Linked DNA regions of Mus musculus: regions 1, 2 and 4 are each linked to region 3. The links are chromatin loops, found by intact Hi-C in ENCODE. Cell type or tissue: left cerebral cortex. All regions are shown on one strand.

Region 1 (8,000 bases), 85 kb before region 3:
TGTCTGTGGACCCAGAAAGATCCTTAGGGCTTGCTAGCCAGTTCAGTTAGCCAAGGAGGTGAGCTCCAGGTTCAGTGAGAGACCCAGTCTCAAAAAAACCCAGTGAAGAGGCTGCAAAGATGGCTCCACAGTTTAAGAGCAGTCAGTGCGCCTTTAGAGGACCCAGGTTTGTTTCTCAGCACCCGCATGACTGCAACAACCATCTGCAAATCAAGTTCCAGGGGATTCAGTACCCTCTTCTGGCCTCTGCAGGTACTAACACAAGTCATACATAGAAATCTGGGCAAGAGAACAGCCATACCCATAGGAATAAAAACAAACAAACACTTTTTAAAAATAAAGCAGGAAGTGATTGAGAAATATAACCAATGTTATCCTTTGACTTACACACACACACATGAATACATGTGCATGCACATGCCCCTTCATCCACACATGTACACACAACATACATACATACATACATACATACATACATACATACATACATACATACAAATGATACATTAATTTCTATTTTACAGTATTTCCAGACACTAAAGCTCCTTCTCTCTTTCTCATGCTTATTTTTAAGGTCCTTACATGCAATTTCCTACCTTCTCTTTGTCTGACTTCTTGTACTTTATTATTAGCAGATTTTTAAAATAATCAGAGCTTTCTGAAGATCTGAAGCAAATGACTGCAGTATGGCGGGAAGGGACTGACTGAGAGGGCAGATCTGGGGTGGAAGGGTCTATAGTAGAAAAGAATAGAAGGCATGCCTGTCTGTAATCCCAATGCTTAGGAGGTGAAGGCAGGAGGATTATGAGGTTTGAGACTAGCTTGGACTACATAGTAAGACCCTGTTCCAAAAAGCCAAACACAAGCTGGGTGTGGTGGTGCATGCCTATAATTCCAGTACTTGGGAGGTAAAATCGGGAGGATCAGAATTTCAGGATCATCTTTATCGAGAAAGTGAATTGGTGGCCTGCCCTGCCAACAACAGCTAAGGACAGTTGTATGTCTCTCTTTAGTTGGGGTTGTGTTGATAACATTTGTGTCACTGTGACCAAGTGCCTAACAGAAGTAGTTTAAGTGAAAATGGGATTGTTTTAGACTAACGGTTTTTTTGGATTTCCACCCATCCCAGAGGTGAAGTCATGGCAACAGGACAGCTCAACCCAAGGCAACAGGAGCGTATAGCCAGGTCCCTCATATGATGGCTATACCAGGAAGCAATGGAAAGGCCAGAACCAAAGACCTGCTTCCACTGGCCAGATCCTGCCTTCTAAAAGCTCCACAGGTTTCAAAATAAGCCAGAAGCTGAGGGCTAAGCATTCAAAACATAAGCCTGTGGGAGATATTTTAAGATTTAAACCATAAAAGAATTCTATCCTTTTTCCTGTCTTCCACCCAGAATATTTAGATAGTGGTCTGTCCATGGGTTGGAATTTAATATTAAATGGCCTCAGAAAGCTCTTCTAGAAAGTTCGGGCCTGGCTGGCTCTCCATTTCCTAAGACTCAATAATAGATAATGGAGCTATTGCGTGTTATTTTAGTTCAGTAAGAGCTCATCATGTTGAGAGGCTTTCTTTAGAATAGTTCTACTTTGTGCCTCTTTCAGATCTCCGAGCTGATGGGATCCTACTTTCCCTAACATAGAGACATTTTTTTTTCTTTAAAGGAAATTCCATTCTGGCACAGTGATTACTGAACAGCATCTGAAGTGCCGTGGGGGTTAGGGTGATGACTCAGAAACAGCACCCGAGGATCTGAGACACTACTGAGACAAAGGACACAAATGACTTGGAGACAAGACATCGAGAGTATCGTCCATCAGCATCCACAGTTAGATGGTGACTTATCTCCCAAAGCTTGCCTTCTCTGTCTAGTAGTCACTGTAATGACTGCGAATTTTAATAAAATGCAAATATCAACGCCTCCACACATTGTCGGTATGGGTTCCTCCAGTTTCCGGTCTCAGTGAAGAACCCTCTAATGTTCCAGTATTCAAATCTGCTTTCCATGGGTGGAGTGTCCTCTGAGAGCAAGAACAGTGCAAAGCTACAATAAAGAGGAAACTATAAAAAGGAAGCCAGAGACTGGTGATCAAAACTCTTTCCTTAGGGTCTGTCTCTTCCTCCCTCTCCCCCTCCCTCTCTGGAGGCTTCCCCTGCCACCCTGAACCAATAGTTTCTCTCCTTTCCCCAACTCCATCCCTCCTGTGCTTCTCACCCCACCCCCCACGGCATCTTCGACATGAGGCACTGTAAACTGAAATAATCAATCAATGCCTTAGAATGTGTGAGCCCTGTGAGCAAAAGTTCTGTCTGATCTGTTTCTATTCGGAGTCTAGTCTAGAGCCAGCCTGTAGAAACTCTTAGGTGAATGGCCTGTCCCACTTTGGTCACAGCAGGTAGGTACAGTCTTGCTTCCCACTAACCAAATCTTATTTTCTTCCCTCTAACTTTGAGGATCCTTATGTCTAAATCTTGAATCCACTAAGATCTTTCCCAATGCACGCTCCATTTTATCATTCTAGTCTGTTCGTCCTGTCCAGTCTTCTCTCTCCTTGTTTCTGTCGTATTGTTCGTCGGTGTTCACTGTCATTTGTTTCATTCCCTCAACACAGTATTGGTTTCATCAGAGTTGGTCATGTATTGTAACACCCATACCTAATACAATGAATACACATTCTTTTAAAGGTTGAAAGAATGTTCTGGAAGGCTTTGCATTTTTTTTATTAATTTCCATTTGATTGTCCATTATTCAATGCCTGGGGTCAAACTAAATGAAAGATACCCTAGCAGCAACCACACAGTTCTGCCTGTCATGTCTATATCCATATCAGAATTCTTCCTGCTCTCCTTTCCCCACAATGAGACCCGTTCTCCAAATACCCCAGCTCAGGGGTCGTTCTATGGGTAGCCAGGTTTGTCCTGTGAACCATGGCTGAACATTTGAACTAGCAGGGGAAATTTTCTTTGAGGGGTTTTAGAAGATGCTTTCAAGTAAGGACCCTCTTCCCGTGATCTGTGCTTGGATCTGATGGGAAGGGCTTTGGTCATTTCAACTGACAGCCATTCATTCTCTTATGAAGACCTGCCGTCTGAGCAATTCACCTTCAGCCTTCAGAAGACAGAGGAATACTTATGCTCTCCAGGACAGACTCTCCTGTAGTCCTCCTGGTATGCTCTCATATTTGAACCTTTACATTCTTACACTTATTTTGCCTTTATTAAAGTTAATATTTTTTACTTCTAGTAGTTCTTTGTATTGTCAATGCAAGTGTCTCCAGAGCCTTTAGCCCATTTTACATGGACCTGTGGCAGTACAGTTATCTCTATCTGGCATACAGTAGGTGCTTAATGTTCCCTTTTCTTTTCCTTTCTTTCTTTCTCTCTCTCTCTCTTTCTTTCTTTCTTTCTTTCTTTCTTTCTTTCTTTTTCTTCCTTCCTTTCTCCCTTTCCTCCCTCCCTCCTCCCCTTCTTTCTCTCTTTCTCTCTCTCTCTCTTTCTTTCTTTCTTTCTTTCTTTCTTTCCTTCCTTCCTTCCTTCCTTCCTTCCTTCTTTTTCTTTCCTTCTTTCTTCCCTTTTTAAGAGAAGGTTTGTCTAGGTGTCCCTGACTATTCTGGAACTCTCTCTGTTGACCAGGCTGGCCTGGAACTCAAAGACTTGCCTGCCTTTGTCCCCCAAGTTCTGGGATTAAAGGCATGTGCCACCAACCCACCTGGAAGTCCTTGGTATACTAGTTCTGTGATGCACTGGTAAATGTTTGTTTTATGAGTAATATTGACAAACATGTATGATTTTTGTCACTAATGCATTCTTATCTGAGTGATGAAAATTACCAGTAAGTTACAAAGCTCTTCGTTTGAGTTTATTATTTTAATGGGTTCTCTTTTTCTAGGTGCCTTTTAAATGACTTTTCCTCTCTGTTTTGTCGGTTCCCTGAGAGTTCTCCTTGCAGGTATGCCAGCGTCTCTGTCATGGTCTGTGGAGTGCCTTTGTGGGCGTCAGCAGTTGCACTTGCAGAGTCCAACCCCCAGGGGTCAGAGTTAACAAACTAGAAGTGGCTTGGACGAGTTGGCACCCACTCCCCAGCCCTCAGCTCTCTTTCTTGGAGGAGCAAGCAGTCTCTTCCCATCCAGGAGAGAATGTGGCTTTTCCTCTTTACCTAGTGATGTAAAAATGGCTCTGGATGGCCAAATTAGAAGGTAATGCTGAGCTTCTGGTGAGCCAGTTGTAGAGCCTTTTGTACAGGAGACTGCTCCTGGCTTGACAGTTTTGACATTATCTGTTTAAAGACCTTCCTAATCCTATAGCAAGAAAGTTCTTTGCTGATGTTCTAGCTTAGACCAAGCAGGTCCTATGTTCACAATCCTAATGTGCATTGCTATAGAACTAAATCATTCTTTTTTTTTTTTAAAAAAACTGATCAAACTCTCTTCAGAAAATCAATTTTTACAGAAGTACATTTGTATCTGATTTCAGCTCAGAATTATAGTAAAGGCCAAAATAATACATAATAAGATCTAATTATTGCTGGGGAATGGCTCAGTGGGTAAAGTGCTTACCGTGAAAACATAAAGACTGAGTTCAGGCCCAGAATAAGTGCAAGGTGGGGTAGCACATACTTGCAATTTCGGCATGGTGGGAGGCAGAGGCAGGTGTTTCCTATGGGTCTGGTGGCCAATCAGTCTAACTGAAACAGTTAACTTCGTGAGAGCCTGTCTCAAAAAAAAAAAGGTGCAGACTTTTAGATGTTAATTTCTTCCACATGTGTCACATAAGATATCTCACGCCCTTCCCTGTATTCACACAGGCGCGCACTCACATTTGTCTGTGTGTGTGTGCATATGTGTGTGTATGTGCATGTGTGTGTCCAAACACACAAATGCTTACAGTATTAAATGTCCAAATTAATATCATCTCCCACATCCTCAGAAGAACTTTCCTATTAGAAAGTTATTTCTTCAGATTGGAGTGAATATTACCTCCTTAAGGAACAAACAAATGTCTCAGAGTTTTCTATAATCCAATTGGCTTCAGTTTTACCCGGCGGAAGGACATATACAAAAGCAAAAGCCACCACTATGGTAATGGACAATCATGAAGACTAGAGGAATTCCAACTCCCAGCAATCCCTCTGTCAGCCTAGCACAGCTTCCACCATGCAGATCATTCATCTAAGCCCTCCGCAGTCTATTCTGAAGACATAACTTCCTAAAACTCTCCTTCTGAAATCTTACTGCCATTGCATTCTTCAAGATAACAAACAATGCTTGACATTATTCTCAGCCAACTCAAAGGAAGTGCCTACCTTCCCTTGTTAGAGACGTGGAGTCCTTGTGCTTACAGATAAGCACTAGGGGACCCTGGAGGGGACCCTGGAGTGATAAGCACACAGGGTTGTTCCTTCAAAGGAAGGATGCATAACCTGATATCATCCAGAAGGCTGGGAGCAGAGGTGGTGAATAGGCTGGAGATGTTGGTGCTATCTGTGTGGCCAGATCACACAGACTCCCAACCAACAGCGGCTACTGAATACTGTTAAATGGAACCAAACTGCCTTCCTGCCTTCCGTGGATGTCTTGTAGACACAAACCATCCCGAATCCCCTCCATTCCCTCCACCCCCTCCACTCCACGCCTACACTCTTTTCCTTCTGCACAGTGGGAGACTTCACTCTTCTAAGCACACAGCTTCTCGGACGTCCTCTAGGGCAAGCTGTTCTGTATTTTGGAGGGCTGGTATTATAGGAGGGCAGAATTCTTCCGTCCCTCTTTCCAAGTCATTAACTAATCCTCCCCTTAGTCCCTCACTGTCATTCTCACCTCTGACCTCACTACACATCCACTGTAAAGTCAGCCACTTGGGTCACTATGTCCCAGCCCCTAGGACTTTCATCTCTACATTACCCACTTTTGTCACCATGCCTTGACCTCTTCTGACCACAAGCTGAGTTGAATTCATCACTTCCCTGAATTGCTGTACTTCTGAAACTGTATATACTCCAAAACTCCCTCATCCCCACATCTTGTTCCTCCAGATGTCAATACAGGTGTCATCCAATCAGACAGCAGCCGCCAGCTGGATCCCACCTGCTCCCTAACCCATCAAAATTAGTCTGTGTGCCTCTGCTGTCATTTTTCATCCTAGACTCTGCTCAGTCAACTCAATTCTTTGCCTCTGACCTGTTTCCTTGTATCCAATTCCTCACCCATTCCTGCTCCTCCCCTTCCTTCTCTCAACTCTTCCTCCTTCTGTCTTTACATCACATTTTCTTCCTGAGTGACCTCATCTACTCTCACAGTTCTGACTGCCACTAATAAACGGATGCTTTCTAAATGTCCATCTCCAGCCAGAGTGGTCCTGTAAATCCCAGAGCCACATAACTGTCTACTGGGCATTCCAAAAAGTGTTTCAAACTCAACTTGTCAAAACTGACTTACTCATCAGTCCTCTGCAGTGGGAGTGGGAAATGTGATCTTCCTCTAGTGTCCTTCGAGGGAGTGAATGGCACATCATCTCCATAATGTCTCTAAGGAAAACGGGTGGTCCTTCATGCTTTTCTTTCCTCTAGCCCCATGTGTTCTTCTCAGTTTGGCCAGTTGTACTTATTCCCAAGTATCTAAGGAACACAATCTATGAGCCTGATTCAAATCTTACATGATTACAGTTGTTGGTTGTAAACAGAAACTAGATCTCAATATTTTGGAATGTGTGTGTGTGTGTGTGTGTTCAAAGGCACACAGGCAGTTCCTTTGGAAAAACAGGAACCAGTGGCTTACAGATATAAGAAACCAAAGGAGCACCACTAACTAAGTCAGCTTCTGAAACTTGTACCTCATAAGCAATCTGCCACAGTCACCTTGGCAAGACACTCTAAATACAGTAGCCAGTAACCTCTTTTTATAAAATAGAAATCCAGTTTTATCTCTGTCCTTAAAACTCTTCACTGGATAATCAGAGTTTTCAGAATAAAACCCCTAAATCTTCAACATTCATGAACTAGCACCTGTTGACCCAACCTTTGCCCATTCATCGCCTCTCCTCCTACCTTATACCTTATACTAGCTAGGGCCCATTGAACTGAGTTCAGTTCTCCAAATGTGTAAATTCCCTATCTCCATACTTTGGTGTTTCTACCAATAACAGCAGTAAAACACAACCAAGATGGTTTAAGTGAAGAAGTACATTCAAAGGCATGGGAAGTGCAGAGTGGGATAAGAAAAGAAAGAAAGAAAGAAAGAAAGAAAGAAAGAAAGAAAGAAAGAAAGAGAGAGAGAGAGAGAGAGAGGGGGGGGAGGGAGGGAGGGAGGGAGGGAGGGAGGGAGGAAGAGAAGAGAAGAGAAGAGAAGAGAAGAGAAGAGAAGAGAAGAGAAGAGAAGAGAAGAGAAGAGAAGAGAAGAGAAGGTACACACAGTTCTCACAGGCCAGAAATGATGGTAAGTGACTACTGTCGAAGGCTGAAGGGGCAAAAGGAGAAAGTCCTGACAACAGAAGATCTGGTCTCCTAGACAGGAAGGCCCATCATTAGCACTTACTGTTGGGATGCAACTACTCCAGGACCAGGCTGCCCACCCCCACCCTGTATCCTCTCCATCTTGTCCAGTGTTCCTTCACAGGATCTCTCAGTCTGTTTAGTAGTGGAGTCATGTGTGTGACTTCTACATAATCAAAGTCTTTCCCTATGTTACCATCCCGATGCACACACACAGTATCTGGCACAGATGGCTGCCTAACTGATTTTTAAGATCATTTAAAATTACTTTTACATTTTGCTGTGTAGACTCTGAAGTCAATACACTCAGAGTCAATGTAAGAAAAGTGGGGTGTTTCAGGTAGCGCTTGTGGAGGTAATTTTAAATATAATTTTTAATGTTAGTTTATTTTTCTATGTATGTGTGTGAATGTGTGTGCACCACATGCAGGAGCCCATGGAGGCCAAAAAAGGGCACATTAGACACCATAGAAGTAGGGTTACCAGTGGTTATGAGGGACCACATGGCTACTGG
Region 2 (8,000 bases), 190 kb before region 3:
GGGTCATTTGGAAAATAGCCTGTAACATACCTGTTACGTTACTGAAACCTAGTGCTGTATACTGGACTGTGTGTCCCCCAACTCATGCTGCAGCCCTAATCCTCAGTGCTGCTATATTTGGGAATAGGGCCTGTGGTTTATATGGATTAAATGGGTCATAAGGCTGTCATAAGGATGTCAGGGCTGTACCTTTTACACTGAGAACAAAAGGATCAAAATAACAGCATCCCTAACCCGTTTTGAGAGCAGGGTCTGTTTGCATGGGAGAGGCAATGAACTCCAGCCCTCGCCAGGATGCAGGCTACCTCCAGCCTTGGGGTTTTGTATTAGTTTGCCTTCTTTTTCTTTGTGTTTTTCTTTTTCCTTTATTTTAGGACATAGGAGCTTGCCAGGAGGGTTATACGTAGCAGAGTGGTCCCCAGGAGAGGCCTGGAAGAGTACACAGAAAAACAAGAGACAGAGGAGGCATGGTGGTCATGGCCTCACGTCCCGTGATTTCATCTCCCTCAAAAGCTATTCTAATGCCCCAAATTCAAAAAAGCAAAACATTAAAGCTGTTTCAAGCTTTCCAAAAAATCTTTGGAAGCCAACTCCCCCAGGGCCAAAAGTCCCTACATGACCTCTGCCTTCTTTAGGCTGTGTTTTCTTTCTTTCCTAAACCCTGGGCTCTGTCCAAAACTGAAAGGTCAGCAGAAAAAAAAACAACCAAAAAAAAAAAAAAAAAAAAAAAAAGACATGGGAACCAGACGCTTAAGACAGTGCAGGCTTTTATTGTGGGGAGGGGGATCCACAGTTGGTTGGGTATCGATGCCTAACACAGTGGGGTAGCCATAGGGCAGAAGGAGGAGCTGGGCAAGGAGGTCAGAAGTTTCCTTTTCTAGCTGGCTGTTGTCCATTCCTAAGAGTAATGGTGAGACATCAGTTAAAGAGTGTTAAGTGACTGAACAGCATCCTTCCTGGTAACCATCACTAAGATCCATGAGGCAGGGCAGTCCAGAGTGTACAGCAGAGGTTCTCGATCTTCCTAATGCTGCAGCCCTTTAATACAGTTCCTCATGTTGAGGTGACTCCCCCCACCCATAAAATTATTTTTGTTGCTCTTTCATAACTGTAATTTTGCTGTTATGAATCATAACGCACGTGCCTAATAAGAAAGATATCTGATATGCAATGCCTGTGAAAGGGTCATGTGACCCTTTAAAAGGAGGTCGTGACCCACAGGTTGAGAGACACTGGTCTAGAAAAACAGGTTATTTTTCTTCTAGGAATCAAATGACTGTAGTTACTGGAGTTGTCGCAGTTCAACCAAAATGGAGGAGTTTACAAAACAGCATGGCCCTGTCTCACAAAAAGCAGTCTCAAAGGGCCCGAGAGCCTCTCTGCCCTTTTCCTGTTAGTCAAGCATGTATCTTCCTGACAGTCTTCATGCACTGTTCTATCATAAGAAATAAAGAGGGGAATGAGGAGGAAAGCCCACGGGTTCTTTAGGACCCTGCCATATCAGTAACTCCTTTCCCACATGCTCTCCCAAGTCACCTTTGCCAGGAATGAAGACTGGAGTGCGTGCGCTCCTGGCCAGGACACAATGTAGAAGTTCCTCAGCCTCACACTCCAATAGCACTTGATGCCAACAGGGTCGAACTCAGTGGACTTCTTAGCCTGTGTACGTCACCACAGCAAATGTGGGACTCACAGGTGAGCCTACAGCTCTCTGTGAGCCACCTTCCAAAAGACACATTCACACACACACTCTCTCTCTTCTCTCCTCTTCTCTCTCACTCTTCCCTTTCTTCTCTCTCCTCTCTTTCTTCTCTCTCTCTCTCCTTTTTCTTCTCTCTCTTCTCTGTCTCCCTCCCTCCCTCTTTCCCTCCCCATCCCCCTTTCCACCTTATTTTTCACATAACACCTAATGAGCATTTGACAAACCATATGTTTTATTTTCCTGTATTTCTGTACCCCGAGTCTATAAAAGTAGGAATTGAGCTCTGTTGTGCTCACTGCTCTAGTTGTGGTGCTAGTGCTGTGTAGGATTACTTTTAATGAATATTTGCTTAATCAACAAATCCCCAGGACGAGTTTTTAAAGTCTATAAACAGACATTATTAAGTTCAATTCAAGTCTGAGAAGACAAGAGCAAGGAAATATTTGCAGCAAAAAATGTAGCGAGCAGAAACCTAGAAGAGTAGGGAGTTCAGACCTTTCAAAAATGGCATCTAGCATTTTAAGTAGGGGACAAAATGCCCAGGCACAGACAAAAGAAGAAAAAAAAAAAAAACAAAAAACAAACGTTGTATTTTGAAACAGGAACGGAAACAACTTTATATTATTGATGCACCAGGCAGGATACCACTGAATTACCAAGAATACTATACAACAGGGTGCTGCTGTTCACCCACACTCGGGTGAAGAAACAGAAGCGACAGACTTAGGTAGCTGCAGGGTCCCCTAATTAGTAAGCAGGCAGCTTTCACACCTGGATCTGATTGGATGCAAACCCCATGTCCTTTCCTCCCCTGAGATGGCCTGCCCAAACTTGACACACTCAGACTGTACATTTGGTTTTCAGCTAAAGCCCATTTCTCCAAGCCCCAGATAACAGCAGGGTCAATTCATGCCCAGTTACACATTAAACAATTTCACAATTTCACACCACTGGCTCACAGGATGGCTACTGTCTTCTTCTCCAAATCGATCTTCCTTTTCTCCAGAAACTTCTAGAAACTACACTTCATTATTAAATTTACTAAATAAGCAAAAAGTGCCATACAAGAGAGTTCATCAAAATATAGCCAACTGGCACACAGAATCCCACTTTTTGTGAATTGAATTAATAGGATATTGACATTAAGGAGAAAATGAAAGATGACATGTTTAAATAGAAGCAGTCAGATGGTTTGTAACAAAGGTCTTATTTGGGCGGTAAAACACTCGAAGCCATCTGTGGGTCAGTGGCTCCCTGGAAGAACCTGAAGAAAATAGCTTCTAACCCTGGCTGCTTCTTCTGCCCTTAGGAGGCTTCGCCCAGATCTAGTAACTCTTCACAGTGCCAACCAGCCAGGTGAATCTAATATGAAGAGTGGTTCCAGAACTTTCTCTGGGCCCACGTCACTGGGGCAATGGTTCTGAAAGGCAGGCATGCAACAATACAATAATCGTGTCAATAGAATTGCTACACTCCAGAAACCCAAACTCCAAACTCCAATGTATACCCCAGGTTTAAGAGGAGAAAGAGTAAAAGCTTTAGGCAAGCCTAAAGCTATGATGAAGGTAATGGGAGAGAGAAATTTCCTGCTTCTAGAAAGTTACAGGTATCTGTTATTCTCCACCTGCCCAGCAGGTGTCAGCATAAGACAATGTTCCTAGGACTCTGACAGACTAATTTACTAATCACATTAGAAAGTCTCCAGTTTTAAGATGAGTATTGAAGGCAGGGTGGCAAAATTTACACATGAGCCTTTAAAGGTGTAACTTTTAAAGGGATCTATGTTCAATTCCAAGTAAGATTATAAGAGATAAAATGAGGTGACTGGAAACAAAAATCTGGCTTTTGTCTTTCCAGGAGTTCCCGGAGCTTGTCAGTGACCCAGCAGGACTCAGCAAAGCTACAATCAGTTGTGTCAGCAAACACACTGGGCACTGTTCCCTCAGACTCCAGGGACATGGGTTAAAGGTGTTGGGAGAAAGTTATAACTGCACTAAACACACACACACACACACACACACACACACACACACACACACACTTCGTTCTCTAAACATTTCTGGAGATGTTAGCGTCAAAGCCTGGGATTCTGGCGGCCCCAAAAACCTTGGTTTCAGTCACCTGTCTTCACTAGGTCAATTACACTAACAAGTAGGACTGGAAAACAGAAAAGGGAAGAACAAATAAGGAAGTCCAGTGGCTCCCAGATCCATCTGCAGGGTCTTGACATCAGGTTTGGGCTTAGAGGGCGAAGGCATGCCTAACTAAGCAGTTCTGTTCAAGGTTGACTTCATTGGCCCGTTAGTGTCTAGGCTCTATCTGCCCTGCAAGATGGTCTGACAAGTTGTCAGAACCATGGGAAATCTCTTCCTCCGGTAGCTTCAGGCTTCAGTCTTTCCCTTCCTCCAGCATACGATTTCTGGGGAAACTGCAATTTCTTGAGATCCATTATCTGGTAGCTGACAGGAGAGACATGGGTATTGCTTTATAATATCTTCTTTCCTGCCAGGATGGTTGCACAGATGACAAAAGTATAGAGTTATTTACATAGCATTCCCTGGTATGAGGTGTTGTAAATAAGCCAGAGATTTTGTTTTGTTTTAATATTTATTTATTTATTTATTTATTTAATGTATGTGAGTACACTGTAGCTGTCTTCAGACATACCAGAAAGGGGCATCAGACCCCATTACAGATGGTTGGGCAGCATCCAGTGACCATCCCCGGGGAGTGAGTATAGCAAGTGTTGTATCTGCCTTCTCTGCGACAAGCAACCACCATCTTAGAGAGATGGGCTAGGCACTCTTGCAAATGAATTGTTCTAGCTTGGGGGTGGGGCGTGTCACAGAATCCTCGCCCAGTATCCAGCGAGTATCCAGTATCCAGTATCCATCTCTCTACCACCTTTTCCTTGCTATTCTGCTTTAACTGCACGTGACCTTGAAAGGGACTATAGGATATACGGACTGGGATAGTCTAAGGGAGAGAGCGACTCTGTCTATGCTCCCGGGAAGCCCTTATTCCTGCTGGGTAAAGGCTTTCCAGGTGTGCCCTGTGGAAGGGAGGTACACTCACACCCTTCTACATAACCCCTGTAAGGAAACTCAATAAAATTCTTAGGACCCCAGAGAATCACGGTGATGGTGTCTCCGTTTGTCAGTGGAACCCTAGGAAGACGGGTAGATGCTTCTGTTTCCTCCTGGGAAGGAATTTCAGCAACACATGTTGTTGCACAACTTTTTAAGAAGAAAAGATCGTGTCTCTGCTTCTCGGGAGTTTGCAGTATGAAAACAGAGACCTCTGACACAGTCAGTATACCACCCTAGGGATTACAAAAGCAAATTAAGGAAAATGAGAAGGCAATCAATGGTTTTGGGAGCAGTTGGAGGAGGAAAGTGAGACAGCTTGGGAGAACTTCCTGGAGGGATTGGACACAGAGTTGATGAAGAAAGTGAACCAAGGCACAAAGCTGGGCTCTGTTCTGCCTCATCTTTCTTCTCTGTACCCAGAATTCCTCCTTCAAACATTAGTGCTGGTATCTCAATGAGAAGTGAGCGATAAAGAGAAAGAAATGAAAATTTTTCAAAAATCCACTCTTCAGTGCTATTGCTGGTGTTGGCTTGGGCAGGGGTGTTCAGTATGTCCCATGTGTAAAAGGGGCAGAGTGTGATATATATAAGGGTGGGGCCATGTCTGTTCAGTGTGTCACATATACAGGGTGGGGACATGTCTATTCAGTGTGTGACATATGTAAGGGTGGGGCCAAGTCTTTTCAGAGTGTCACAAATGTAAGGGTGGGGCCATGTCTGTTCAGTGTGTCACATTTGCAATGGTGTGGGCATGTCTTTTCAGGGTGTCACATATGTAAGGGTGGGGGCGTGTCTGTTCAGTGTGTGACATATGCAAGGATGTGGGCATATCTGTTCAGTGTGTGACCATTGTAAAGGTGTGGACATGTCTGTTCAGTGTGTCACAAATATAAGGGTGTGGCCATGTCTGTTCAGTGTGTGACATATGCAAGGGTGTGGCCATGCCTGTTCAGTGTATCACATATGCAGGTTGGGGACATGCCTATTCAGTGGGTGACATATGTAAGGGTGGGGCCAGGTATGTTCAGTGTATCACATATGTTAGGGTGGAGCCATGTCTATTCAGTGTGTCACAAATGTTAGGAGGTGGGAAGGCCTGTTCAGTGTGTCACATATGTAAGAGTGGGGCCATGTCTATTCAATCTGTCACATATGTAAGTGTGTAGGCATGTCTGTTCAGTGTGTGACATATGTAAGGGTGGGCCCATGTCTGTTCAATGTGTGACAAATGTAAGGGTGTGGGCGTGTCTGTTCAGTGTGTGACATATGCAAGGGTGAGGTCATCCATGTTCAGAGTATGACATATGCAGGGTGTGAGCATGTCTTTTCAGTGTGTCACAAATGTAAGGTTGGGGCCATGTCTGTTCATTGTGTCACATATGTAAGGGTAGGGGCATGTCTGTTCAGTGTGTCACAAATGGTGAAGTGTGGGCATATCTATTCAGTGTGTCACAAATGTTAGGGTGTGGGCATGTCTGTTCAGTGTGTGACATATGCAAGGGTGGGGTCATGTCTACTCAGTGTGTCACATATGCAGGGTATGGGCATGTCTATTCAGTGTGTCACAAATGTAAGGGTGGGACCATGTAGATCAGTGTGAGACATATGTAAGGGTGTGGCCATGTCTGCTCAGTGTATCACATATGCATGGTGGGGACATATCTATTCAGTGTGTGACATATGTAAGGGTGGAGCCATGTCTATTCAGTGTGTCACAAAAGTTAGGGTGTGGAAAGGCCTGTTCAGTGTGTCACATATGTAAAAGTGGGGCCATGTCTGTTCAGTGTGTGGCATATGCAAGGGTGGGGTCATGCATGTTCAGAGTATGACATATGCAGGGTGTGGGCATGTCTTTTCAGTGTGTCACAAATATAAGGGTGGGGCCATGTCTGTTCATTGTGTGACCTATGTAAAGGTGTGAGCATGTCTGTTCAATGTATCACATATGCAGGGTGGGGCCATGTCTGCTCTGTGTGTGACATATGCAAGGGTGGAGGGCATGTCTGTTCAGTGTATCACATATGTAAGGGTGGGGCCATGTCTTTTCAGTATGTCACATATGCAGGGTGTGGGACATGTCTGTTCAGTGTGACACATATGTAAGGGTGGGGCCATGTCTATTCGTTGTGTCACAAATATTAGAGCGTGGGCATATCTATTCAGTGTTTCACAAATGTTAGGGCGGGACGTGTCTGTTCAGTATGTGACCTATGCAAGGGTGGGGTCATGTCTATTCAGTGTGTCACAATTGTAAGGGTGGGGCCATGTCGATCAGTGTGTGACATATGTAAGGGTTGAGCCATGTCTGTTCAGCGTATGACCTATGTAAAGGTGTGGCCATGTCTGCTCAGTGTATTACATATGCAGGGTGGGGACATGTCTATTCATTGTGTGACATATGTAATGATGGAGCCATGTCTATTCAGTGTGTCACAAATGTTAGGGTGTGGGCATATCTGTTCAGTGTGTCACATATGTAAAAGTGGGGCCATGTCTGTTCAGTCTGTCACATATGTAAGGGTTTAAGCATGTTTGCTCAGTGTGTGACAAATGTAAGGGTGTGGGCGTGTCTTTTCAGTGTGTGACATGAAAGGGTGGGTCATGTCTGTTCAGAGTATGACATATGCAGGTTGTGATCATGTCCTTTCAGTGTGTCACAGATGTAAGGGTGGGGCCATGTCTGTTCAGTTTGTGACATGTGTAAGGGTGGGGCCATGTCTATTCAGTGTGTCACAAATGTTAGGGTGTGGGCATGTCTGTTCAGTGTGTGACATATGTAAGTGTAGGGCCATGTCTGCTCAGTGTGTGACAAATGTAAGTGTATGGGTGTGTCTGTTCAGTGTGTGACATATGCAAGGGTGGGGTCATGTCTGTTCAGAGTATGACATATGCAGGTTGTGATCATGTCCTTTCAGTGTGTCACAGATGTAAGGGTGGGGCCATGTCTGTTCAGTTTGTGACATGTGTAAGGGTGGGGCCATGTCTATTTAGTGTGTCACAAATGTTAGGGTGTGGGCATGTCTGTTCAGTGTGTGACATATGTAAGTGTAGGGCCATGTCTGCTCAGTGTGTGACAAATGTAAGTGTATGGGTGTGTCTGTTCAGTGTGTGACATATGCAAGGGTGGGGTCATGTCTGTTCAGAGTATGACATATGCAGAGTGTGATCATGTCTTTTCAGTGTGTCACAAATGTAAGGGTGGGACCATG
Region 3 (8,000 bases):
TATTTGATCAAGATACACCTTAACTATTGATAAGAAATGCTAAGTGATTGATTGGCCATAGTTATTATTCTTCATTGTAAAGCTTGCCCAAACTATTGGCTTCCCTTTGATACTGCCTTGTTTTAAGTGGTTGCATTAAAGCGATTTGATATCTCTGTCCAATTTTTCCGTGCAGAAATAAACTTGGTAGCATTTTTATTGCATTTCAGTGCTGAGCATTTAAATCCTTTTGCAACTGCAGTTAGTCTGATCCTCTGAGAAACAAGTGCAAATTGCTTTGTAAATCAACAACCAAAGAATCAATAGCAATGATGTTCTTTAAAAGAATTCCAGATGAGTAGTCCCTATAAAACGCCGTCATTACACTCAAACATTCAAAAGCAAGTATCTTTAAAATGAAGGAAATCATAAAACATTGTCTCAAAGATTATGTGGCAGTGATTAAAAGCCCGAACAGGATTTGAGAAGTGAAAATTTGTTCTGAGAACAGTTCTAGTGTAGCATAACGGGAACATGAGAATGAAGCTTTTCCTTTTCAGGTCATGGTTATTGGCTTAAAACTTGATGCAAACAAAAATTACCAGAGTGATGATTGCCAAGATGGTTTAAATCCAACATATCTGCTCTTAGTATTATTCTCTTGGAAACCTCCCAGAACGAGAGACCAACAACAGGTCATTTAATCCAATTACTAATTTCATGCCCGAGTCACTTCTACAGCTCTAAAACAAGGGGAGCTCCTGGCATTGTGGCTAATGAAAGCGAGCCATCTAGCACACCCTGTATAAGAAATCTATGATGTTAAAAAAAAAAAAAAAAAACAAAAAAAAAAAACAAAAAAAAAAAAACCATGTTGGAGAACGATACTTAAAAATGTGGTTCCTTGCTTCCTCTGTTTTTGAGAAAGGTGTTGAACATCCACAGACTAATAATTGTCCCTATACTTGGTTTTCCTCCACCTCTAAGCATTTGCTTGTACATAACTGCTCAAAATAAAGAATATTTTCCCCAAATTTCTCCATTGTAGCATTTAATTGCTATTGCTGTGCAACAAACTACCAAAATTTCAAGGCTAACACATACCTCCTCCTGTTTTTAAGGGTTCACCAACTCCATGGATCAGAACTTTGGTCAGGCACCTACCAGAGGGCTAGAGTGACTTCTAAATGCACCACTGGCCAAAGCAGTCACAATCCCCCTTGCGTTGCACTCCGGGCTTAGGAATGGTAAAGTTGTTCTGTGGAAGAGCACATGGGCTGGGAGGTACCATTACTCACTTTCAGAAAATAAAATGTATGTGGTCAGAAGTTGTAGCCAAAAGAAAAGATGAGTGTTTGCTGCCGGAAGGAGGCTCCTTTCTCTTCCCCACTTTCCTGTTAGCTGACTTAGAGGAAATGACTGGAGGTGGAGGAGCCACAAAGCCAGAATTACACAGCAATGAGCTTGAATGAGCGAGGATTCTTGATCGACATTGAGGACCGCAACGATAAAATCCCATCTTAACTAGTATTCTTTGCATTTTCTGCTGAGCAGTAGGGAGAAACATGATAGAAATACATCTTAGATTATTGGATCTGCAAAACATTTCGGTAGAGAACTTGACTAATACTGTGTTCCATATGGCCTCATGTGAAGACCACATTTTTCTGAGTTTATTTCTTATACACCACACAATTACAATTTAGAAGTATGTTATTTTAAAAAAAACACACACCAGTATTATTATTATGAGGTTAAGAAACTGAACTTGAGAAATGAATTCCCTTATGAAAAAAAAAGATAAATAAACATTGTAAACAAATGGGTAAGAAGCAATTTTTAAAAAATAAAACGAAATGATATTTTTGATTTCTAGGTTTTGGGTTTCGTGAGTCACATATTTTCCTTATGTGTGGGCAGAAAGGTAAGTGAGAACAACTAAGGAAATAAAATAAAACTCAATAAATAAATAAAACTTAAGAATAAAATAAAACTCAAGTGAGTTTGCACTTGGACTGCTTTACAATGAAATGGGCATCGTAGAAAATAAAGTATGCATATTTATACAGCGTTTAATTTGGCAAAAGATAAATTTTTCTGTTTCAAAATTCTCAGAATAGGCTCGTTTTAAAGACAAGGGTTTTCTTTAAAAAGCACAAATGTGTAGTTCTCTTTTCCTTTTTATTGCTATATTCAAATTTTGGAGATTTAATTGAAGTGACGCAAAGTGTCAGGAAAGGTTTTAAAAATAAGCAACAAGAGGCTAATCAGGTAACACACCCTTAGTTGTCTGTCCAGCTGCCCTGACTACCCTGTATCCTGTCTTGAAGGATCAACTAACTTTGTTAAGTGCTACACAATAAATGCGGCCTTTGTCTCAGTAACCAGTAGGAAATGTACTAAGCAGAGTGTGGCAGAGCATCTGTAAGGCAAACCATCACAGCCACGAGGCTAAAAGGCGGAATTAAAGAAAATTTTGTGACAGACAAGTGGCAGCATCTCTTTTATCCAGAAGAGAACCAGTAGGGCTGTGCGACTAACAAAAGACACCACGCACGTTTCTCTTGGGGTTGGATTCTAGGAAAAGGAAAAGCCACCAAGGTGGAGGCTGAAGTTTCAGCAGGAATTGCGCCGCACCAACTCTGCGTGGGACAGGGAGAAAGGTGCGTGGGATTCGCTCAGGGAGCTCAGGTGGAGCGCGCGGCCTCAGCCCCACGCCCCAGGCTCAGGCTGCCTCCACCCTGGGGCCACTTGAGAGGCGGCAGTGCTCCCGCCCGCCGGGTTGCCATGGTTTCCGGGGATCACGTGGGCGCGCGGGCGGAGGCGGGGCGCCGGGCGGGGGGCGGCGCAGCGGCGGCGGGAGCAGGAGCGGGAGGAGCTGGAGATGCTGCCAACCCTCCCCGGGCTGTGCTCGCTCTGCTGCTGCCGCCGCACGGAGCAGCCTCGCCGGGGGCCCAGTGCGCCGCGCTCGCAGCCGGTAGCGCCCGGGGCGCTCGCTCGGGAGCCGCGCAGCCCGAGACCGGACCGCGGATAGGGGGCGAGGGCGGCGTCCAGGCGCCTCGGCGTGCACGGGCAGGATGAGCATCGAGATCCCCGCGGGGCTCACGGAGCTGCTGCAGGGCTTCACGGTGGAGGTGCTGAGGCACCAGCCCGCCGACCTGCTGGAGTTCGCGCTGCAGCACTTCACGCGGCTGCAGCAGGAGAACGAGCGCAAGGGCGCCGCGCGCTTCGGCCATGAGGGCAGGACCTGGGGGGACGCGGGCGCAGCCGCCGGGGGCGGCATCCCCAGTAAGGGTGTCAACTTCGCCGAGGAGCCCATGCGCTCCGACTCCGAGAACGGCGAGGAGGAGGAGGCCGCGGAAGCAGGGGCGTTCAACGGTGAGGACCGGCCCCCTCGCGCCCTGAGCCCCGGCCGCCGCGTCCGCCTCACTCTCGAACCCCGCCTCGCTCTTGAACCCCGGGCTGAGCTCCCCACCTTCCCCGTGCTCTCCACCTTCCCATTACGCCCACCCCCTCAGCACCCATTTCGGTCGCTCCCACTCGCCCACCTTCCTACTCAGCTCTCTTGTCATGCCCTCCCTTTCTCTGGAGGTGGGGAAAGGAGAGGTTGCGCTCCCGCTGCCCCTCTGTCACCTCTCTTTCCGGGGCGATTTAGGGTGGGCATCTTGCTGGATCGTTAACTTTCCCGTGGTTGGAGATGTCTCAGGCTCCGGGAGTACCATTGTGCATGAAGGGCGCTTGGCGGCCTCTTTTCAGCCCTTTAGATTTATTAATGGAGTGTTCTGGGAGAAAGGGCGAAGCATGTAGGACTCAGTGAGAAGAGTGTGAAATCGGACTCGCTGAGGTAAAACAAATTAACGATAATAGCTGTGACATTCTTGGAATACGAATAATTTATTTTCCAGTTTTTCCAATACCATGTGGTGGCGATATTTTTGGACATATAACAAAGGAGCATATTTAGCCTGATACCTAGGGGGTCTTTGGCATGAGGAAATAGGCCAATGATTTTCTTTCTTTAAAAAAAAAGATACAAAACATATATTGAATGATTTTGATGTTCTTTTTAAAGTGTGTGGAAAAAAAAATAACACCATGGGAAGTTCTAAGAGCTTTGTCAGTTGTCTTAATGAAAAGCCAGCCAGCATCTAAGGACCACGCCAGACACTGAAGCTAGAGAGAATGAATGGGAGAGAAAGGGATTGTTTTAAATAGCTGCTTTTGGCGAGTCCCACCCCTTATGCTTCCCACCTCTCCCTGACACACCAGACACACATGCGTGTTTACACAATATGACCAAACCCCAGGTTTTGCAGGAGCCCGGGCTGAAATGCCGTGGTGTGCAAATGGACAAGTATTTTCCTTGGTGGTGTGAGGCGAGCATGCATGCAGCTTTTATTTGTTGATGCTGCTGGTGTGGGATTTGTGTGTCCACAATGCCTTTCACACAGTGAAAACACTAAAGGGCCATTCACTTCATTTCCCTTACGCCCTCCTCCCAGGAAGATTTTCATTCCTTTGTAGAATTAATTATATGTTGAATGGGTTATAAAATTAATGCATTCTTAGCTTGTTTAAAACACACAAACCCTGGATGTTAGTGCTCTGTGAATGTGAAAGATTGCTATTTAGATTTTTAATTTGGGACATTTGGGTGCTTTGAGAATAGGGTAATCATAGTTTTAATTGTTCCCACACCAAATCAGATGCTTGTCTCACTAGGAAGGGGAACTAGACAGCATCTTACACAGATGGTATAGAAAGGACAGTGACGTCTAATACTTGTATGCACACACATTTGTGCACATGCTATGTGTCTGTGGCATGGGGATGCAAGCGCAGGCAAGCAATGCACAATGGAAAAGGGGACTAGTGTCCTGAATGGGAGGCACCAAGGAGAAGGGAGGCTTGGGAGAGCCTCTGTGCTCTTTGGAATACAGTATTAATACAGTCAAACCTAATTATATCTAATTCTCTTGAAGCACTTTGCTTTGGTTTAATTTCTCCTTGCAAGAATGTGTATCTTGCACATTGGAAGAAAGAAGTGCTTTTGTAATTTTTATGAAGCTTTCTATTCCCCAAGTCATCTTTTCTATAAAAATCACTCAAGGTCAGTTGTAATAAATGCTTAACCAGTTGCCTTTTAACATCTCTACCTCCAGGGGTTTTAAAACTTCTTGACTATAACACAATTTGATCTTTATCCAGCAGATGTGTACGGGCATGTGCATAGCCGAAACTTTGGCATTGGTATAACCTCAATTGGGGCAATTCTCTTTTATATTTTTCTAACCCAACACTTTAATTATGTTAGATGTAAAGTGTGTTGAGAATCGGTTTAAAAAAGAACTGTGAGCTACAAAACGCTTGTCAAACTGTTTTTGTGGATGGCCTTTCAGACTTTGTGGGCATCCTATCATCTGGGTCTTCTTCTTTTTAAACAGCCCTTTAAACAAGTACACTCTATGGAGCTTGAATTTGTACAAGGCCATGATGTATCCAAACCTGATCATAGGGAATAAATATATATGTGTGTGGGGGGGTGTGCATGTGTGTGTGTGTGTATATGCACACACAGACACATCAAGATAGAGTCATCATTTATGGAAAGTTTGTGGAATTGACTGAAAACCCACAAACCTATTAAGGTTCTGTCTGTATGCAGGAGAATGCTGAAGAAAACCCAGCAGGCACTGGGCAGTTCTCTTGGCACAGTAGAGAAAGAGTAAGTGTTGGATGACAACAGTCCCTGTGGTACAGCACAGCATTGCAGGATCAATGACTTTACATTTCACATGAAGCTTGAAGCTTGATTCAGAAATATCATGATCTAGTACCCTTCTTAAGGAGCTTTTATGAATAGGTAAGACACAGGCTTGCTTATTTTCTTTTCTTCCTTATTTATTTATTTTTTTCCGGTCAACAAACATCTCTGGTTTCTCTGGTACCCACAGTTCCCTGATCATACTTTGAAAGCCATTAGTCAATGGATCATGATGACCATAATGTGTCTCGTCTTATTAGTGGTTAGAGAAAGGGCTGCTATTTGTTGACATCTGTGGTGTGCTAGGTCCTCCGTGAAAGCCTCCGTTCATCATCTCAGCTGCATGGGGGCTCTAATGAGACTGTCATTTACTTCGTGTTTCACAGCCAGTGTGCTGCAGGTCCAGAGCTGGCACCGGCGGGCCTGACTTCATCCCTGTACTCCTGTGATTCAGGTCTATCTCCAGAAGGGGCTGAGGCACAACCTAACCTGTGCTAGCCCCCTCATGTCAAACTCTCCTTGATTCTTAATGTATTTTCTTTAAGGCTTTGAACAATTAACTCGTTCGAGGTTACATGCAGAACCCAAAGTAGCAAAACCGGGTTTTTTACATCTGTCTGGGTGACCTTGAGGCGCATATCATCAGGAAGTTCTTAAATGAGATTTATTCTGTGGGTTGACTCACTGGTTGGGTGTCCCAGGTTTTTTCCAGTGTTGGTATGGCTTTGCATGGCTGGCTCTTGTCTTATGAGTCACTTTTGTGTAAGTGATTGTATTATAATAGCTTGAGGTTAAAGGCAAGTTTTTGACCATGAAACTGGTACTTGTTAGATTCCTATAAAGACCAAGCCTGTGACCTTGGCCTCCTATAATGTGGTAGTTTAATTAGAAAGCCAGATACCTGTAGTTATTGGAAAAGCGGTCGTCTGATCCATTGTTGCAGTGGTGTGGCCAGAGATGATGCCAGATAGGTAAGGGTGGCCTTTTACTTCCTGCTTGCCTTTCGCATGATCCTTTCATTTGTTGTTAGAGTTCCTGTTTAATCTTCCATGTTCATGGTGTGTGTGTGTGTGTGTGTGTGTGTGTGTGTGACCCGATCCTGGCTTTCAGGTAACCTTAGGTGGTAGAATGCTGGTAGTTTTGGTGACTCTCTCTAGGGAAACTCCCAGAAGCTAGAATGGAGACAGTTTGGCATTTCTTTAGCCTGCCCCATCCTGTCGAGGCATATCCCTTCTCTGCAAGGGTAGTAGTATCCCTTAACTGATGGGTTTATAGTAGGCCAAATCGTTGAATCAATGTTAACTTGGGGTAAAATGAGTGGTAATTAGATAATCATCATTGTTGGATCTAGTGTTGTTCAGAATTTCTCAAGTGATTAAAAACAAAGTAAAAATAGTTCAGGTTACCCTGCTGGATTGACAAGTGGTAAAGAACAAATTACAAAGGGTCACTTGTGGAGCAGACAGTGTGGGATGAAACTTAAGCAATATATAGAACTAGTCTTCTCTGTTGCAGGGGGAAAAGAACTAAAATTAAAAATAGATACACAAGCCAGTAGAGCCTTACACAGCAAGAAGCAAGAATGTCAAAGATGTATGCATACTTGCATGCTCCTCCCCGTGTGTGTGTGTGTGTGTGTGTGTATGTGTGCGCGCGCGCGCGAGAGAGAGAGAAAGACAAACAGACAGACAGACAATACTATGTATGCACTTGCTTCCCAGGTGGCAACTGTGACTTCATTCTCTTAAACATGTGAAGTCTTTGTTGGAAAACCTTATCTCACTTTGATTTTTACAGCTTAAGGGGGTACGAAGAACACACAAGATACAATTAGATCTTTTAAAATTAATTTCATAGGTATGCATAATGCATTCTAATTACTCCGACCATCTCTCTCTCACCCCCATCACCCCCATCAGTCTCTTTCCCACATTTGTCACTTGTGGTTTTGTTTTATAACCCATTTCACTTAAGCAGGGCCATCTGTGGGGGCCTTGGTTAGAACTATGCATTGGAGCTTGATCAGGTCCCCGGGTGGTATACAACCAAAGACAACATCACCCCTTTCTCAATACCAGCTGGTTTAGCAATGGGGGGCGGGGAGGGCTTTTTATGTCTTTAAGGACATGTGAAATTGGAACACTAGACCTCGTGCTCATGGCATGGATTCAGAGAGTAAGGCTATCATGAGAAGAAAGGAGGCATGCAGTTTTGAGCAAGCGTTCTTTACTTCTGATACATGTGAGGACTAAGAAGC
Region 4 (8,000 bases), 180 kb before region 3:
GTGTGGGCGTATCTTTTCAGAGTGTGGCATTTGTAAGGGTGGGGTGTGTCTGTTTAGAGTGTCACATATATAAGGAGGGTATCTGTTCAGAATGTCACACATGTAAGTGTATGGGCGTGTCTGTTCAGTGTGTGACATATTCATGCTTTATGCCATTTAATCCTTACAAAAACTCTCAGTTTCAAGTGGCACTGTTTGCAGACTTGAGTTTTATTTTTGATGCAGGAATTGACTCATGCGTACTAGGTACATGTTCTACCACTGAGCTACCAGCATATTTGCAAGTTTGGGTTGATAAAGACCCTCAAACAAGTTGAGGAACTTGACCAAGAACTATGGTATCTAAAAATCATGAAGGATTATTCTGCACCATATATAAAGTCATGCATGTTCACAACAAGCCAGTCTAGAAATTAGTAATGCCAATTTGAAAATGAGGGAGTTAAGTACTGCTTTTTGGGTCATGGGGCTTAGGAGCCTGCCAGCCTCAGTGTAAACCACTGTGTGTCAGGAGTTGGGCTCTCTGCAAGCTAAGGCTATGAAGGCAATACGTGAATTCTCTTGGATAGCACCAGAGAAGCAGGGGTGGGAAGCAGGGCCAGAGGCTCACCAGTATTGATTACTGGCTATGGACCACAAAGCATGCACGGGGCTAGGGCTGGAGCTGGGGGGCATGGAACTACAGCAGTTCTTGCAGAGCTGGCAGCTGATAACTGGCTGCACTCCTGGAATCAGGATAAATTCTTCCTGGGAGAACATGCAACAGTGCACCACAGTGTCCATCACACCAGGGCCTACATCTTGGTCCAGGCAGACTCACCGTGGTCTTTCTGCTGCAACCTTCTATGTGTGGAGGGAGGGCTATCAGGGAAGCAGCAGTGTTTGGTGGAATTATAGAGAAGGGTAGGGCTGGTCTGATGAATGGTGAGTGTGATAGTTTGTATATGCTTGGCCCAGGGAGTGGCACTATTAGAAGGTATGGCCCTGTTAGAGTAGGTGTGGCCCTTTTTGGAGTAGACGTGTCACTGTGGGCGTGGCCTTTAAGACTCTCATCCTAGCTGCCTGAAAGTCAGTATTCTGCTAGCAGCCTTCAGATGAAGATATAGAACTCTCAGCTCCCCATGCACCATGTCTGCCTTGATGCTGCCATGTTCCTGCCTTAATAATAATGGACTGAACCTCTGAACCTGTAAGCCAGCCCCATTAAATGTTATCATTTGTAAGACTTACCTTGGTCATGGTGTCTGTTCATAGCAATAAACCCCTAACTAAGACAGTGAGACCAGTCCCTAGACTCCACAGGGACATGAATGCCTCTGCCTCCTTCAGTGTCTCACATAACATTAGCTGAAAACTAGTGAGAAGCTGCCAAGCCAATCATTAAAGACTTGCATTTATTTTAATGGCAGTCTCCGTGTAGCCTAGAAAGGGCAGTATGAACCCATCCCGGGTGCAACTATTGGTTCAGGCGTTTGAGTTCTTTGTGACAACTTAACTACTACATGTCACATGCTCACCCCAAAGGCTGCAGAGCTACAAAATGTGCTGTTTAGGCCATATGCTGGCCTCCTGGATACACTGCAGGGGTACTGTGGAGAGCGCTGCTTTTCGTTTGGAAATTGAGTCTGCTAGCTTGTGGCTTTCTCAAAGTGGTGAGAACAGCAGAATTCCAGCCAGAGTGGAAAAAAAAATTCTCATACTTCTGCTTGGATTCAGAGAACAGCCGACTTGACAGAAGGCAAAAAGCCAGCGAGTTTAGCTAACTCTCTGACAAGGGAGCAGAAAGAAAAATCAGCTTTGCATACCTCAGTCCCTCTCCAATATCACGTGAGAGGGTAGCCTGGAGGACTGCAGAATAGACCATGCAGGAAGGAGGACTGGGCCCTGGCAGTTCTTGAAGTAGGTGACTTGCTGATTGCAACCCAGAACAGAGCTTCCTCTGTGGGACAACGACTGGCCCTCTGTGCTTCTTCACCTGGCCAGCCACTCCTCCATCCTGGAACACTTCCTGGTGGATGTCCTACTTAAGACAACCTGGCTACAGCCTCAGTTCAAATTATCCCCCCATGAAACTATCTGTCTCCATTACCACTTGGACCAAAAGTAATTCCGATCTTAATTCACATTGCACTCACATAGCAGGGATTCTAGTGGTGTGAGCTGTGCATTAGAATTACTTGGTGTGCTTGGCTAGAAGACGAGTGCCTTGGTTTCAGACTGTAGCCATTCTGGACGGCAGACATAGACCAGCCTGCAGTCTGCATTCTCATGTTTCTGTTGGCTAATCATAGTTGGCAACTTGACACACCTGGGAAGACAAAGTCTTAATTGAGTAACTGTCTCCATCTGATTAGCCTATGGCTGTGCTTTTGACGCAGCTTCTTAATTGTTGATTGATGTAGGAAGGTGCAGCCCACTGTGGATGCTGCCTCCTCCCCCATCCCCCGAGGCAGATGGGCCTGGGCTGAATTTAAAAAGATAGCTGAGCAAGCCAGGAGAAGCAAGGCAGTAAGTAATTTCTTCTACAGCGGTCTCACTTCAGTTCTCTCCCCATCTTTGTTTTGTCTTCCTTGATGATTGCCTGTAACCTATAAGAGAAATAAGCCCTTTCCTCCAGAGGTTGCTTCTGGTCAGAGTTCTAGCTCAGCAACAGAAAGCAAACTAGAACAGTAGTCAACAGAATGTCCCCAATGTGCTTGGCCCGTAACAGGGGTCCTCGAGAAGAACACACCTTTCTGAGTAGGGTAAGATGAAATCTCAAAGTGGTCTTGATTCACATTTTTCTAATTTCTAGTGATGGTGAGCATTTATGGAGATCTTTCTTAGCTTTGGGACAGTGGGACCCTTGCACACATCCCAACTGTTCACTGATGATAGAGATTTTGGGGTAGGCCAGTTCAGAGTGCTGGATCTGCACCTGGGTGTTGTCTCTGCTGCTCAACATGTGTGTTCTTCCTTATCCCTCCAGGGCAAGCACTCCAGCACTGCTCTGGCTAGCTTGCCAAATGGCTCAATCAGGCAGGAGGCAGGGTCGGCTCTCCCAACTGCCTCAGATGTCAAGGGGCAAGGGAGCAGAGGGCATACCTCTTCCCCCTACCAACCTCATGGCAGAGGAGTGTCAGAGACAGCTCTCCCTCCCTCCCACCCTCACTCCTCAGGGTCAGTTTACACACACACACACACACACACACACTACACACACTACCAAGGCCAGCTCTACTCTGCTGCTCAAGTGAGTTGTAGAGCCCATTCTCCCAAGTGCTATGGTGGGTGAAGGGCAGGGATGAAGAAAATGGTGTAATTATGTTATAATCTTAAAATATACAAGCCTATTTTAATAAATAATGCACTGCTGGTTATTGGTGGAACATGCCTTTAATCCCACCACTTGGCAGGCAGAAGCAAATAGATTACTGTGAATTCAAGGCCAGCCTGGTCTACAGAGCCAGGTCGAGGACAGCCAGTGCTATAAAGAGAAACCCTGCCTCAGAAAAAAAAAAAAGAAAGAAAGAAAGAAAGAAAGAAAGAAAGAAAGAAAGAAAAGAAGGAAGGAAGAAAGGAAAAAAGCCACTTACTGTAAGGGCTAGTTTCCCTGAACCTTGCATGTGACAGGGGGACATACATAATCTGAGTCAGAGCTAATTTCCAGTATGCATGCTATTTATGCATACTGTCATTTACATATCACAGGTGCTCAGATATCTGCTGGTCAACCGATACTCTTGTTGGTGTCCTGGTTTTGTTTTTACTCTTTCAGATGACCAGAGGCTCTCAGAACATTGTGTCTCTCCCTCCTGTTTCTTAATCATCCTCCCCGCATAAGTCCCAAGGTCGAGAGGAGTCATTAATCCTTCCTCAACCCATTCTATCTAATCCCTGGGACCCTTGCTGGACTGCTGCTAAACTAGAAAGTTCAACATGATCTTTTATATTATGCTTTTTTAAGATGTATGTCCATGGAAAGTTAATATAACAAAGAGACATATGTTTAAGGATCTGAGTCTGAGCAGTCTCACGAGTGACAGAAGTTACAGTGGATGACCAGGAGTTTGTTCGGGACATATCCTGACCAAGCTGTTCACAACGATTCAATTAAGATGTCTTATGGGAAGGAATTGAATAATACCTTGTGGATTTGGTGTCATATAGAGGCAGGCTTGTGTACTTTCTATTCCTCAGATGAAACAATGTTTCAAAGCTGATAATACCACACCCAAAGGCAAGATGGGTTTATTTGACATACATTTACAAATTACAGTAACAACCAGGGTAGGAGCCTAAGCAGGAACCTAAACAGAGACGATAGAGGGATGCTGTTTACTGGCTTGTTCTTCAGGGCTCACTTAGCTTGCTTTTTATACAGCTGAGGACCACCTGTACAGTGATGTCACTACCCCTAGTGGTAACTTTGTGTCATCTTTGAATTATTCCTTCGATACAGACAAGAACCTGGAAACACTGGATAAATAGAGGTCTCATTCTATCTGTCTCTGAGATTCCACAGCTTTCACCTAATGATAACACAGTAACTGGAGTAGAGATAGATGTTTGCAGAACATTGTCCACCAGTGATGGATGTGATCCTTAAGAATGGATAAAGCTAGCAGAGAAATGGCTGGGCCTGAAGCAACAACAGGAAGAATAGAGAAAGCTGTGGAACTCACAGGAGGAAATAATACTGAAGACAGAGCAGTGAATTAACCCAGGGCATTATGAAGGCCCAGTGATAACATTTTATAGAAGGATAGGAACATCAATTGCCTCATCTCCTACTGAAGACCAATGATTTTGCCATTGATTTAGCATCCTGGAGGTCACTGGGTGGCCTTGAGATGAGAGGTCTATATGGAGTACCGAGAAAGCCCACATTAGATGGACTTAAGAGCAAATAGGTAAGATTAAAGCCTGAGGGAGCAAGCACTTTGTGAAAGTTTGTGAAAAAGAAGGGACAGAGACATGATACTAGTACAAAAAGTGGAGCTAGGGGACATTGATTTATTTTTGATTTAAGATGGGATCCAGGTAGGGGTGGCTGTGCATGCCTTTAATCCCAGCATTGGAGGCAGAGGCAGGAGGATCTGTGAGCTCAAGGCTAGTCTGGTGTACCGAGTGAGTTCCAGAACAGCCAGTGCTACACAGAGAAACCCTGTCTCAATCAATCAATCAATCAATCAATCAGGCTGATGGGAGTGGATATAACCATCTATTAAAACTGTATAAAAGAGAGGAAAAAGTTGCTAGTGTATAACTTTTGACTACACAGAGTTGGATGGAAGGGTCCTGCTTAGTTAAGACATAGACAAATGCCTACTTGCAGGCAGGAAGTATATGCACGCAAATGCTGGTACGTGGAGCCAGGCAGTGTGGCACACACCTTTGGTCCCAGAACTTAGGAGGCAGAGGCAAGGGGATCTGTGAGTTCAAGGCCAGTGTGGTCTATAGAGCTATTTCCAGGAAAGCCAGGGTTACACAGAGAAACCCTCTCTTAAAAAGCTACATACCCAACAAAGCTGGTGCATGCATAGGAGTGGGCAGGGAATGGTGTGGGACCACTGAAATGAAATTGCCAGCAGAGAATGAGGCTTGGCGGGACTGAGTGTCTACAGTGGAGCAAGACTGAGTGGAAAGGGAGCTCAGAGAACTCTCCAGTGTGATGGTGGTGTTCTCTCTTTTGACTCAAGATGTGGGCTCCATGTCTTTCAAATTTGTCAAACTACATACTTTATCCTCTGTGCAAGTCATTGAGTGTCAAGCACATCTCCGTTCCAAAGAAATGAGATGCACCATGAGATGGAGGGGGAGGAAAACTCACCCAGGGAAAGGATGGAGAAGTGTGCTCCGACGGACTGCCTTCAGTTGTGTTCGTCCATCCCACGAGCATTGCTGTGGAGCATGACATTCCCCCACCACAGTCAGCTGAGCATGCGTGGGGCATGGTTGCCGCCATCCAGGGCTGTGGTTTTGCTGGGCAGGGAGTGTGAGTCAAGAGAGATGGAAGCGGGTATGATGACTGATGATAGAGACTGCAGTTCTCAAAACAGGGCTTTATGTGGGTGTTATGTCAAGCCACTGAACAGAAATGGGCTGTGGCTATAAAGGTAAACACTTGCTCCGGGCTCTGCCTTGCAATCAGCATCCCCTAAGCTAGAACTCGTCTCTGATTGCCTCTCACCCTGTTAAATGAATTCATTGCTCCTTGGAGTTAGCTTGTGCCAAGGACAAGGCTTTCTTGGGAGGACAGTTAAAGTGCAGGCATGTTTTCTGGATGTCTGCCAAGGAGGCGAATAACCCACTCTGCCTTCTTGGCTTTATGTAGCAAGTTATCCTGTATCACTTGCCAGGGCTGCCTCACCAAGGATGAAATCAGAGCTTGAACATCCAATTCCAGCAATGAATCCCTGAGTACGGATACTCCTGCCTGATGGCTTCAATCATGTCCAAATGTCACTAACATGACAATCTCCTAGCATAAAGCTTGAATCATAAATTGAAATTTAAGTGGCTTATCAATCAAGTGTACTTTACATTTGAACTTATCATACACTAGCATGCTCTCTCTCTCAGGTGTGCAGAGGATGGCAACTTTAAGATCTGTATGTATTCCTGCTTCAGGAGTCAGATAATTTCAACATTCAGGTAAAATTCTGAGGGGTGGTGTGTGTGTGTGTGTGTGTGTGTGTGTGCTCATATGTGTTCAGGTATCATATGTGCATATGTATGCAAAGGCCAGAGGTCAAACCTCAAGTGTTAGGTGCTAATCCACTTTACTGTCTGAGACATGGTCTTTCTCTGACCTGGAACTTGCTGGCTGAGTTAGGCTGCTTGGCTGGGAAGCCCTGGGATAGGTCTACATTTTCGTCCCCAGGGCTAGGATTACCAGCATGCAAGCAAGCACTACCACATCTTCTTGTTTGTTTTTAATTTTGGAGATCAAACGCAGGTTCTCACACTTATAGAATGATTGCTTAAGCTCAGACTAAGCATAGATATAGATATATTGATATAATAGTAATATGAGGATTATTGGAACGCTGCCTGGAGCATCTCATACATTGTCCATAGTGATGTTTTTGCCTCGGTTGCTGAGTAGTTGAAACAAAAGTATAGGACCAGAAGCCCTGGTGTTTACTGCCTGGCCCTTAATAGAAAATGTTTGTCAAGCCTTACCCTAGTGCTCCGCTTGTTTTATCACACTTGCCAAAATGTTCACGAGTGTCTATATTCTAACTCTGCAATGTAAGCTCCATGAGGGCAGAACTTTGACAATTCAAAGAAAAAACTGTCTGAGCGAGAACATCCAAATGGTGGTACCTGGGCATAGCGGCACAGCAGGGCCAGAATGCATTGCATTGAGAAGACGTGTCTGGGAAACTGGGTCTATCCAAGAGGTTGAGGCAAAGGGACTTTTCAGAACAGGAGGGAGCCTGCATCAGATGATTTGAGATAATAATCCTTAGGCATGGTAACTAGTAGCAACCGCAGTGTCAGCCCTAGATTAAACAAACAGTTCTCAAACAGTAAGGATGCATGGTACTTTTGTGTACGGTTGTGGCGGCCTCTGTACAGGCTGTAGCTGTAGCAGTCTCTTCTGAGGGTCATGTCTGGTCATTTCCTTTATGGGTGCTGTGTTGGGGTTGACACGGAGGCTCCCTTTGGATTCTGACATTCACAATTATTTAGCAGTCTTACCAGCTGCTGTCTTCACCGCTGTATGCACAGCACCTTGATCAATAATAGGTCAATGATAAACATTTGTTGAGGGATAACTGAATTAATCTACTCTGGCTTCACAAACCTCTAGCAATTTTCTGTTTTCAAAAAGTCAGATAGACCAAAGCAGGCAGATAGCTGACCCCTTTACAGTTAGGATATGAATGTGGGCAGTCCAGATCCAGAAGTTACTAATTTACAAGAAAGATGAGTCCTTTGAGCAGTGGTTAGATCATGAGGTTCCTCTCAAGGAGGCAATTCAGAGCCCTATACAGAGATTCACTCAGCAT

What was found. Peaks named below come from ENCODE experiments on the same cell type or tissue, not always from the same donor. Only the 100,000 strongest peaks of a DNase experiment are listed, where the experiment ranks them.
Region 1: a loop joins it to region 3, with 2.2 times the contacts of the local background. A loop is called at or near these places in 12 of 42 quality-filtered maps.
Region 2: a loop joins it to region 3, with 2.4 times the contacts of the local background. A loop is called at or near these places in 4 of 42 quality-filtered maps.
Region 4: it touches region 3 in a loop (2.2-fold over the local background); 4 of 42 quality-filtered maps call a loop at or near these places.

Annotation. Positions count from the first base shown.
Region 1 is chr12:32,140,747-32,148,746 of GRCm38, reverse strand. It overlaps Gm40374 (a long non-coding RNA gene), which reads right to left and starts at 5,380. Exons shown (of 3, transcript XR_872664.1): 1 at 5,303-5,380; 2 at 4,557-4,709. In left cerebral cortex, a CTCF peak has its summit at 4,006; DNase peaks (open chromatin) are centred at 1,685 and 4,026.
Region 2 is chr12:32,241,378-32,249,377 of GRCm38, reverse strand. It overlaps Gm33308 (a long non-coding RNA gene), which reads right to left and starts at 3,113. Exons shown (of 3, transcript XR_381433.1): 1 at 2,988-3,113; 2 at 1,537-1,659; 3 at 761-898. In left cerebral cortex, a CTCF peak has its summit at 3,336 (motif pointing right); a DNase peak (open chromatin) is centred at 3,350.
Region 3 is chr12:32,056,139-32,064,138 of GRCm38, reverse strand. It overlaps Prkar2b (protein kinase, cAMP dependent regulatory, type II beta), which reads left to right and starts at 2,862. Exons shown (of 11, transcript NM_011158.4): 1 at 2,862-3,357. The coding sequence starts at 3,057. It overlaps Gm51992 (a long non-coding RNA gene), which reads left to right. Exons shown (of 3, transcript XR_003950224.1): 2 at 1,101-1,226; 3 at 1,856-1,920. In left cerebral cortex, a CTCF peak has its summit at 5,724; DNase peaks (open chromatin) are centred at 4,246, 4,758, 5,653, 6,471 and 3 more places; H3K4me3 peaks cover 4,016 bases; H3K27ac peaks cover 2,208 bases.
Region 4 is chr12:32,232,333-32,240,332 of GRCm38, reverse strand. No RefSeq gene overlaps it. Among named protein-coding and RNA genes, the nearest start is that of Gm33308, 9.9 kb to the left of the region's middle. In left cerebral cortex, a CTCF peak has its summit at 4,388; a DNase peak (open chromatin) is centred at 1,693.